Linked DNA regions of Homo sapiens: region 1 is linked to region 2. A link is an interaction called in ENCODE POLR2A ChIA-PET data of the cell type or tissue named here. Cell type or tissue: K562. All regions are shown on one strand. Each heading gives the region's core, and the rest is flanking DNA. Links, peaks and the distances in the headings are about the cores only. Region 1 overlaps ZDHHC5 (zDHHC palmitoyltransferase 5). Region 2 has its middle 45 kb from the start of GLYAT.

Region 1 (5,388 bases), core at 96-5,095, 1.1 Mb before region 2:
TAATTTCACAGACCAGAGCTAACTACTGTTATATTGTGGTATATATCCTTGCAATATTTTGAAGACTTAAAAAATATATGTGTATATTTATGTATACCATGTATCTGCAGTATATATTTGTGTGTGTGTGTGTTTTTTTTTTTTTTCCAGACAGTGTCTTACTCTGTCACCAAGGCTGGAGTGCAGTGGCATGATCTTGGCTTACTGCAACCTCTGCCTCCCAGATTCAAGCCATTCTCCTGCCTCAGCCTCCCAAGTAGCTGGGATTACAGGCGTGTGCCACCACCCCTGGTTAATTTTTATATTTTTTGTAGAGATGGGGTTTCGCCATTTTGGCCAGGCTGGTCTTGAACTCCTGGCCTCAAGTCATCTGCCCTCCTTGGCCTCCCAAAGTGCTGGGATTACAGGCATGAGCCACCGTACCCAGCTGTACAGTTCTTTACCTAGCATTTCTTGTGATGTAAATATGAAAAAATGCTATGTAAAGAAATCAGTAAAATTTGAAAACTTAATTTTTAATTCCACACTATCATCTATTTAATTTTTCCTTCCCACATTTTTTTTTTCTAGGTTAATAATAAAAATTGCTCTGGGTGCGGTGGCCCATGCTTGTAATCTTAATACTTTGGGAAGCTGAGGCAGGTGGATTGCCTGAGCTCAGGAGTTTGAGACCAGCCTGGGGAACACGGTAAAACCCCGTCTCTATTAAAAATACAAAAAATTAGCTGCCGAAGTGGCGTGCGCCTGTAATCCCAGCTGTTTGGGAGGCTGAGACAGAAGTATCACTTGAACCCGGCAGGTGGAGGTTGCAGTGAGCCAAGATCACGCCCTTGCACTCCAGCTTGGGTAACAGAGCAAGACTCCGTCTCAAGAAAAAAAAAATTGCTAACTGTATATGAGAAGGCAAATAATGTCTTTTAAGTTTTGAAATGGGATGGTGGGTTTCTGATAGCTGAAAATTGAGAGAAAGGGCATTTATGCTTGTGCAACAAATAATACTGAAATACGTATATGTAGAGAAAATTCATAGAGTAGGGGAAGACATTTTGGGAAAGTTTTTTTTTTTTTTTTTTTTTTTTTTAAGATGAAGATGAAGTCTTGCTGTGTTGCCCAGGCTTGAGTGCAGTGGCGTGATCTCAGCTCACTGCAACCTCCACTTCCCGGGTTCAAGCGATTCTCTTGCCTTAGCCTCCTGAGTAGCTGGGACTACAGGTGCATGCCACCACACCAGGCTAATTTTTGTGTTTTTAGTAGAGACGAGGTTTCACCATGTTGGCCGTGCTGGTTTTGAACTCCTGAGCTCAGGCAATCCGCCCTTCTCGGCCTCCCAAAGTGTTGGGATTACAGGCGTGAGCCACCATGGTTGGCTGGGCAAAGGATTCGTGCCTGGAAAAAAAGGTTGATGTTAGTTCCTCTCTTGGATTGCTATAGTTCACTCATATAAATGTAGATACTGAACTCTTATGCAAACTCATTATGTATGTGCTTTGATATGTAAACTATTTCTTTAAAATATATTCATATACTTAAACCAAATAACACCAGCAGATGCATACAAGAGCTACCTCTTGAGTCATTTTATCTCGAACCTCACTTCCCAATGCAGAATAAATTGCTCCCTCATCCATGTTCCCATAGTGTTGTATAAAGACCTGACCTCACAGTCTTATAGTTCCTAGTTCCTAGTCTCACTCATTAGACTGTGAATTCCTCAAAGGCAGAAGCTATATTTTAAACATCATTGAATCCCTAGCACTTACTACAGTTCTGGCATAGTTGTTTTTAATTGACTTTTCCTCTCTACAGCTGAGGAGGATGAGGACAAGGAAGATGATTTCCGAGCTCCCCTTTACAAAACAGTGGAGATAAAGGGCATCCAGGTGCGCATGAAATGGTGTGCCACCTGCCGCTTTTACCGTCCCCCTCGATGTTCCCACTGCAGTGTCTGTGACAACTGTGTGGAGGTAAGCACCCTGGGTGGGGTAAGACTTCATGCTTAACCTTCATTGTCTTCATCCTAACCATATAATAGATTCTTAGCTTTGGATGTGGTATAGTCCTGTCTAACTACGTTGGCCACATGGTCCAGCTCTGTCAAATGGTGTTAATAATGACATGGCATGAGAGGCAGAGCATAAATATTATTGCAGGAGGGAAGCTTTAACTCAATATGGGCATAGGCTTTCTTTTTTATTTATTTTTACTTTTTGTAGTGATGAGGTCTCACTGTGTTGCTTGGACTATCTCAAATTCCTGGCTTCAAGTGATCCTCATGCCCTGGCCTCCCAGAGTGCTGAGTGCTGGGATTACAGGCATGAGCCATTGCACTAGCAGGGTGTAGGCTTTCTTGACACCAAGATTTATAGTTCTAGCCTTCTATCTATTGGCTCAGTTTTGGTTATTTATCCTGGCTTTGCATTTTCTCTTCCAGAAAATCATGCTGTTGTGTTTCAATTTGTTGTAGTTGTTTTCCTGCCTGTCCTTCTGCATCCCTTGTCCTTTTTCCATTCCATTTTCACTTAGCTATAAGCAGTTACCTGCCAAATCTTCCTTCTAATCCTCTTTTCTTATGAATCTTGATGTTTCTGCAAAACCTCTGACATTCGTCACTTTTAGAGTTCCTTGGTCACATAGGATAAACATTGAGAGCCGGCCTTGGTCTTTTTTATATATATATATATTTATTTATTTATCGAGACGGAGTCTCGCTCTGTTGCCCAGGCTGGAGTGCAATGGCGCAATCTCGGCTCACTGCATCCTCCGCCTCCCGGGTTCAACCGATTCTCCTGCCTCAGCCTCCTGAGTAGCTGGGATTACAGGCACGCGCTACCACGCCCGGCTAATTTTTGTATTTTTAGTAGAGATGGGGTTTCACCATGTTGGTCAGGCTGGTCTTGAACTCCTGACCTCGTGATCTACCCGCCTCGGCCTCTCAAAGTGCTGGGATTACAGGCGTGAGCCACCGCGCCCGGCCAATTTTTTTTTTTTTTTTTTTTTAAGAGATGGGGTCTTGCTATGTTGCCCAGTACAGTGGCTATTCACAGGCAGTCATCATAGTTCACTACAGCCTTGAACTCCTGGGCTCAAGCCCCAGCCCCCCAAGTAGCTGGGACTACAAGTGTGCACCACTACGCCTGGTTGGCCTTGGCCTTTGACCAACCTCTGGAAGGTCTCCCTTGCAGATTTATAGAGCAAAATAAACTGGATTTAATTTTGAACTAATTGGTGACCATGATCAAAACTTAGCTGCCATTTGTTTCTCTTCTTGACAGAAGTAATTTAATGCTATGGTCCAGGGATGCCTCTCATCTGTCTCTCTTTGTCCCTAGGAATTTGATCATCACTGCCCCTGGGTGAATAACTGTATTGGTCGCCGGAACTACCGTTATTTTTTCCTTTTCCTCCTTTCCCTGACAGCCCACATTATGGGTGTGTTTGGCTTTGGCCTCCTTTATGTCCTCTACCACATAGAGGAACTCTCAGGGGTCCGCACGGCTGTCACGTATCCTTCAAGGCCTTTTAGATTGTGGGATTGGAAGGGGGAGGAATGAGGGCTAAAGGGAAAATGGCTGCAGTAGGGGCCGGGGAAAGTGAGGTCATGTTGCTCTGTTCTCCTTGATTGTTTGGCATCAGAATGGCAGTAATGTGTGTGGCTGGCTTATTCTTCATCCCTGTAGCTGGCCTCACGGGATTTCACGTGGTTCTGGTGGCCAGGGGACGCACAACCAATGAACAGGTATGGAGAAAAGTGACGAGAGACCCCTGAAGAGCAGGTCATGTCTCTTTAGCCTTCTGATTAGTGTGCAGTGTAGTGCTTCCACAAAGAGATGCTTAATGAATACTTTTCATGATTATGTAGAGATTAATGGTAGGGAGTGAGGTAGTCCTAGTTCCTCATGTAAGTGTAGAGGCCATGTAAGAATAGAGGCCATTTCTCACATATACACCATGGAATACTATGCAGCCATAAAAAAGGATGAGTTCTTGTCCTTTGTAGGGACATGGATGAATCTGGAAACCATCATTCTGCGCAAACTGTCGCAAGGACAGAAAACCAAACACCGCATGTTCTCACTCATAGGTGGGAACTGAACAATGAGAACACTTGGTCACGGGGTGGGGAACATAACACCCTGGGGCCTGTTGTGGGGCAGGGGGAGCGGGGAGGGATAGCATTAGGAGATATACCTAATGTAAGTGACGAGTTAATGGGTGCAGCACACCAACATGGCACATGTATACATATGTAACAAACCTGCATGTTGTGCATATGTACCCTAGAGCTGTAAGTATAATAATAATAAAGATACTCTCAAAGAGATACTAAGACAATAGAGATAAAGGCTGAATTTTGCCCTAAAATATCTTTTTTTATTTTTTATTTTTTTGAGACAGAGTCTTGATCTGTCGCCCAGGCTGGCATCCAGTGGCGTGATCTTGGCTCACTGCAACCTCTGCCTCCTGGGTTCAAGCGATTCTCCTGCCTCAGGCTCCCAAGTAGCTGAGATTACAGATGTGCATCACCACGCCCAACTAATTTTTGTATTTTTAGTAGAGACAGGGTTTCACCATGTTGGCCAGGCTGGTCTCGAACTCCCGACCTCAGGTGATCCACCCACCTCAGCCTCCCAAAGTGCTAAAATATCTTTTATTTATTTATTTATTTATTGTAATTTTAGTAGACACGGGGTTTCACCATGTTAGCCAGGATGGTCTCGATCTCTTGACCTCGTGATCCGCCCACCTCGGCCTCCCAAAGTGCAGGGATTACAGGCATGAGCCACTGCGCCCAGCCTAAAAATATATTTTATAACAAAATAATATCTATCTCCAAAGAAAGTCTTGGATGGTTTGGCATCATCACCTGAAATATCAATTGAGAGACCCAAACCAAACTGAAACTAGACAATATAGCATAAAGAATAAGATGATAGTTTTTTAAACAATACTCACCATAGAACTTGGTATCCAAATAATAGTATTCTTTCTTTAGTTTGTCAAAAATCATATTAATAGATTTTTAAATTTAAAGTGTAGCAAGACATATGTATATGTACATATATGTTCATATACATATAAATATTTAAGATCTTCCTAAAAAAAAAAAAGAATAGAGGCCACTTCTTAGTTAACAGACATTTACTATATGCCCACTGGATACTGGAGAATTTAGGCTCTGAGTTTATAGAAACAATGAAAGACTTAGGCTAGCCCTCAAGAAGCTTATAGTGCTGCTTACAGGAAAGCAATGATTTTTGTGCATATAATAGTAGCTAACCTTAATTGCTTTTTTTTTTTCTTTTTTGAGACAGAGTATCGCTTTGTCACCCAGGCTGGAGCCCACTGGCTGGAGCCCACTGGCTGGGGCGCAGTGGCACGATCTCGGCT
Region 2 (5,388 bases), core at 208-5,207:
AAGGAAAGGAAATCAAAAATAAAAAGAAAATAGAGCAGTTCTTAGAAGCTATATGGGCTCCAAAAGAAGTAGCAGTCATCCATTGCAAAATGCATAAAACAGTAGGAGGTGACGAGACTAGAGGAAATGGAAAGGCAGATAGAGAAGCCAAAAGAACTGCAATGGCAGAGGTAACTAAGAAGGAAGAGAAAACACTTACCATGCCCTTACTGGAGCTTCCACTTACAGAACCCCCTAACTACTCCTCTAATGAAAAGGCTTAGTTTGAGAGGAGAGTGGAAGTTACCAGAAAGGAGGTTGGTGGAAGTTCTCAGATGGGAGGCTTGCCATCCCAGAAGCAATAGCCCTCTGGTTCATAAAGCAGTTTTATCAAGGAACACATATGGGAAAAATTGCATTAGAAACTCTTGTAGGATGGCATTTCTACGTGCCACACCTAACTGCCATCACTGGAGCTGTTTCTGAGCAATTCTTGGCTGGTGCCCAAAACAATCCATGGCAGGGGCCAACACGGCCCCCAAGGATTCAAGAAACTGGAGCTACACCCTGTGAAAACCTGCTTGTGGATTTTACCAAGCTGTCTCAAGCCAGAGGCTACCGGTACATGCTAGTATTTGTCTGCACTTTCTTATCAGACAATGGCTCAGCATTTGTGGCAGAAATAGTACAACAGCTAACGCAGATGTTAAAAATCAAATGGAAACTGCATACAGCTTATTGCCAACAGAGTTATGGAAAAGTTGAAAGAATGAACTGGACACTGAAACAGCTGTTAAAGAAGTTTTGCAAAGAAACTCATCTAAAGTGGGTTCAGGTGCTGCCTATGGTCCTGCTCTGAGTCAGGTGCACCCCTATTAAATTAACTGGGTATTCACCCTATGAAATAGTGTTCAGCTGACCCCAATCATAACTCTGATAAAAGGGGATTTTAAAAAATTGGGGAATTAACCTTAAGAAGGCAAATGCAAGCCTTAGGTGAGGCCATGCAGGAAATACAAGGGTGGGTTAGAGAAAGAATACCTGTTAGCCTCACAGATGCAGTCCATCCCTTCCAACCTGGAGACTCTGTCTGGATCAAACGATGGAACCCAACCACTTTTGGGCCTTTATGGGATGGTCCCCATATTGTGATCTTGCCTACCCCCGCTGCTGTTAAAGTTGCAGGTATCATACCTTGGGTTCTTCATAGCCAGCTGAAACCAACAGCAGCCACTGCCCAGGACCAGTGGACCAGTCAACAATACCCAGACCACCCAACACGGCTGATCCTACAGTGAAATCAAGCCACTGCTGACAAGAACAACTGAACAACTGCCCTGCTCCAACCACACCAGAGGCTGGGTCAGTCCACGCATGGCTGAAGCTTAAGGAAACATCGAGCCCTGTTCTAGTCACAACTGGAAGCTGACTAGTCTACGCATGGCTGAAGCCTGAGAAAGTCAATGATAGATAAGTAAATGTGGGTTGAATTTACAAACATAGTTATACTCTTACTTGTACTGACTATTTTGCTGTCATGTTATCTTTGCAAATGCTGCCAAGCTTGTTGCCCAGAGGGGTGCCCATGCATAGTATAAGTTTAATCATACTAGTAATACTAAAGCCACTGACACTTTCACCTATGGTTATAAATGGGGACCAAGATGACTGTCATCACTGTATGATAGAAGCCTGGTCCGGAAAAGGTGTGACTAAAACTCTGTTATATCAGACCTACTATGAGTGTACAGGGACTCATACAGGAACTTGTGTCTATAACCAGACTTGTTACTCAGTCTGTGATCCTGGAAACAGGCAACCCTAAGTATGTTATGACCCAGAGTTCTTGCCCTGTGATTTCTCATTTGAAGTCCAAATTGGCAAATCCCTAATGCCATCATATACAAACCCCACAGAAACCGGGGTCAATAAACTTGTAAACAAAACAGAAGTATTCCCTTACTTGCATAAAGGGCCTGTCTCCATATATTTTGATGCCTGCCAAGCTGATGTATGTGGAGGTACTAATATAGAAGATCAATGGCCCTGGAAGCCAGAGAACTGATGCCACAGGACAGTTTTACCTTGCCTGAATTTGAGGAACACCTGCAGGATTATATTGGATCTGTGGAACAAAAGCTTATCAATTGCTGTCTGATAAATGGATAGGGGCGAGTGTATTAGGAACAATAAGGCTATCCTTTTTCCTACTCCCACTGCAGCAAGGGAAAAATCTAAGGTATCTGGTCTATGATGAAGGCAGAAAAAGAGTCTGAAGAAATGTGTTTACAAAAATAAGTACTTGGAAAAAATAAATACTACCATTAAAAGGACATTGAAATAGGGAGCTGGAAAGAGAATGAATGGCCCCTTGAAAGAATTAACAAATACTATGTACCAGCCACCTGGGCACAAAATGGGTCATGGAGATACCATACTCCTATTTATATGTTAAGTTGCATCACAAGGTTGCAAGCAGTTCTGGAAATTATAGTCATTGAAACAGCCTGAGCCTTAGACTTGCTAGCCATACAGGCGACCCAGATGAGAGATGCCATTTATCAGAACAGGTTAGCCCTGGATTATCTTTTAGCTTCAGAAGGAGGAGTTTGTGGAAAACTTAATTTAATGAATTGCTTTTTACAAATTGATGACAATGGAAAAGCTGTCATGAAAATCACTGCCAGGATGCTAAAGTTAGCTCATGTTCTGGCCCAGATGTGGTCTGGTTGGAACCCGAGTTCACCCTTTGGAGGATGGTTTTCATGGTTTGGAGGCTTTAAAACTTTAATAATAGGCTTTGTGGCCATAATAGGTGTATGCCTCCTGCTTTCTTGTCTCCTGCCACTTCTCATCAGAAGCATCCAATCCACCATAGAAGCAATAGTAGCCAGACATACCACCACATGAATAGTGGCTCTGCAAAAGTACCAACCAGTATCCCAAGATGAGTATGTACCCACTCAAGAAAAAATAGCTAACTGTGGTTCTCTTTACTAATCTACATTTGTGTCATGCACCAAAAGGGGGGAATGAAGAAGGAATTAATGAAATCAACTATAACCTAATAGTAGTAGTAATAGAAGTTTTAAAATCCTCTTAAAGTTGCTGCAAAGTGTGACCTCCCCTTACACTCAAGTTACAAGGGAATATTAACAGCCTGTCTTCTCTCTGTGGACAGTGGACCTTATCTATGCTCCCCAACTCCACATTCTTCAAAGTTTATTACAGGCCCAGCGAGTTCCTGCACGACTGCAGGGTCACAAGACCGATAAGTTTAGGTTGCAAGTCATGTCTTTCTCAAAATGTAAGAAATGTTGCAATGCCGCCGTTGTTTCTTGCTTCTGTAACTTGCTTCCTGCTTCACGTAGTTCCTGCCTTAAGATATTTAAAAGTAGTAGAAGCTCTTTCTTCGGGGCTCAGGCTTTCTGGACACATGTCCGTCTGGGCTGGTGATCACCTTAATGGACTCTCCTGAACATTTATCGATCTCTTTGGTCTTTGATTGTCTCACAACAAAGATTGGTTCTTTGATTTAACTTCGTCAGACAAAAATAAAAAAGAATGAACAAAACCTTGAGATATATGGGATTATATAAAGAGACCAAACCTATGACTCATTGGCATCCCTAAAAAAGAGAGTAAGCAAGTTGCAAAACATTGTCCATCAAAATCTCCTCAACCTAGTTAAACGGGTTGACAAAGAAATTTAGGAAATTCACAGAACCCCTGCAAGATACTATACAAGATGATCATCCTTGAGACATATAGTCATCGGATTCTCCAAGGTCAATGCAAAAGAAAAAATATTAAAGGCAGCTAAAGAGAAGGGGCATGTCACCTACCCACAAGGGGAACATCATCATGCCAGCAGAAAACTTTTCAGCAGAAACTCTAAAAGGCAGAAGAGATTGGGGGCCTATATTCAGCATTCTTGAAGAAAAGAAATTCCAATCAAGAAGTTCCTATACAGCTATACTAAAATTCATGAGCAAAAGAGAAATAAAATGCTTTTCAGACAAGCAAATGTTAAGGGAATTTATTACCAGACCTGACTTAAAAGGAGTCCTTAAGGGAGCACTACACATGGAATCAAAAGACCATTACTGGCCACTGCAAAAACGCAGTGAAGTACACAGCCCATTGACACTATAAAGGAACTACACAATCAAGCCTACATAACAACTAGTTAACAACACAATAACAGAATCACATCCACACATATCAGTATTAACTTTGAATATAAACAAGTTAAATGATTCCACTTAAAGGGTGCAGAGTGGCAAATTAGATAAAGAAGTAAGACCCAACTATATGCTCTCTTCAGGAGATCCATGTCACATATAATGACAATCATAGGCTCAAAGTAAAGGGATGGAAGAAGATCTATCAAGCAAACAGAAAACAAAAAAAGGGTTACTATTCTTATCTCAAAGTACATTTTAAACAAACCATGATCAAAAGGATAAAGAAGGACATTACATCATGATAAAGGGTTCAATTCAACAAGAAGACTTAAATAGTATACATATTACATATTATTTATTATTTAAATATATTTAATATTATATACTAAATATTATATATAGATGTATATCTATTCTCTATACATATATATATATATATATATATATCTAACACCGGAGCACCCAGATTTATGAAACAAGTTCTTAGAGACCTGTGAAGAAACTTAGATAACCACAAAATAATAGTGGGAGATTTCAACACCCCACTGACAGTATTAGACAAATAATTGAGGCAGAAAACTAACAAGAATATTCAGAATCTAAATTCAATGGTTGACCAAATAGACTTCACAGACATCTACAGAACATACCACTTACCACTCCAAACAAGAGAATATACATTCTCCTACTCTGCACATGGCACATACTCTAAAATCAACCACATTCTCAGCCATAAAGCAATTCTCAACAAATTCAAAAATAACCAAATCATACCAACCACAGTATCAGATCACAGCACAATAAAAATAGAAGTCAATACCAATGAGATATCTCAAAACCATATATTTAAATGCAAATTAAATAACCTGCTCCTGAATGACTTTTGGGTAAACAATAAAATTTAGGCATAAAGCAATTTTTTTGAAACTAATGAAAACAAAGATACAACATATCAGAATCTCTGAGATATAGACAAAGCAGTGGTAAGAGAAATGTTCATAGCACTAATTATCCACATCAAAAAGTCAGAAATGTCTCAAAATAACAGCTTGACATCACACCCAGAGGAACTAGAAAAACAAGGGCAAACCAAACCAGAAGCTAGCAGAAGAAAAGAAATGAACAAAATCCAAGCTGAACTGAACAAAATGGAGATGTGAACAAAACATACAAAAAGATCAGTAAAACCAAAAGTTGGTTCATTGAAAGAATAATAAGATTG

What was found. Peaks named below come from ENCODE experiments on the same cell type or tissue, not always from the same donor. Only the 100,000 strongest peaks of a DNase experiment are listed, where the experiment ranks them.
Region 1: POLR2A ChIA-PET joins it to region 2 with 5 read pairs; 2 of 35 experiments call an interaction of 5 or more read pairs at or near these places.

What each region holds. Positions count from the first base shown.
Region 1 is chr11:57,686,702-57,692,089 of GRCh38, forward strand. It overlaps ZDHHC5 (zDHHC palmitoyltransferase 5), which reads left to right. Exons shown (of 12, transcript NM_015457.3): 4 at 1,807-1,964; 5 at 3,330-3,502; 6 at 3,634-3,736. Among named protein-coding and RNA genes, the nearest start is that of ZDHHC5, 21 kb to the left of the region's middle. In K562, for the core only: no CTCF peak of the experiment used is centred there; no DNase peak of the experiment used is centred there.
Region 2 is chr11:58,773,838-58,779,225 of GRCh38, forward strand. No RefSeq gene overlaps it. Among named protein-coding and RNA genes, the nearest start is that of GLYAT, 45 kb to the left of the region's middle. In K562, for the core only: no CTCF peak of the experiment used is centred there; DNase peaks (open chromatin) are centred at 644 and 3,194; H3K4me3 peaks cover 55 bases.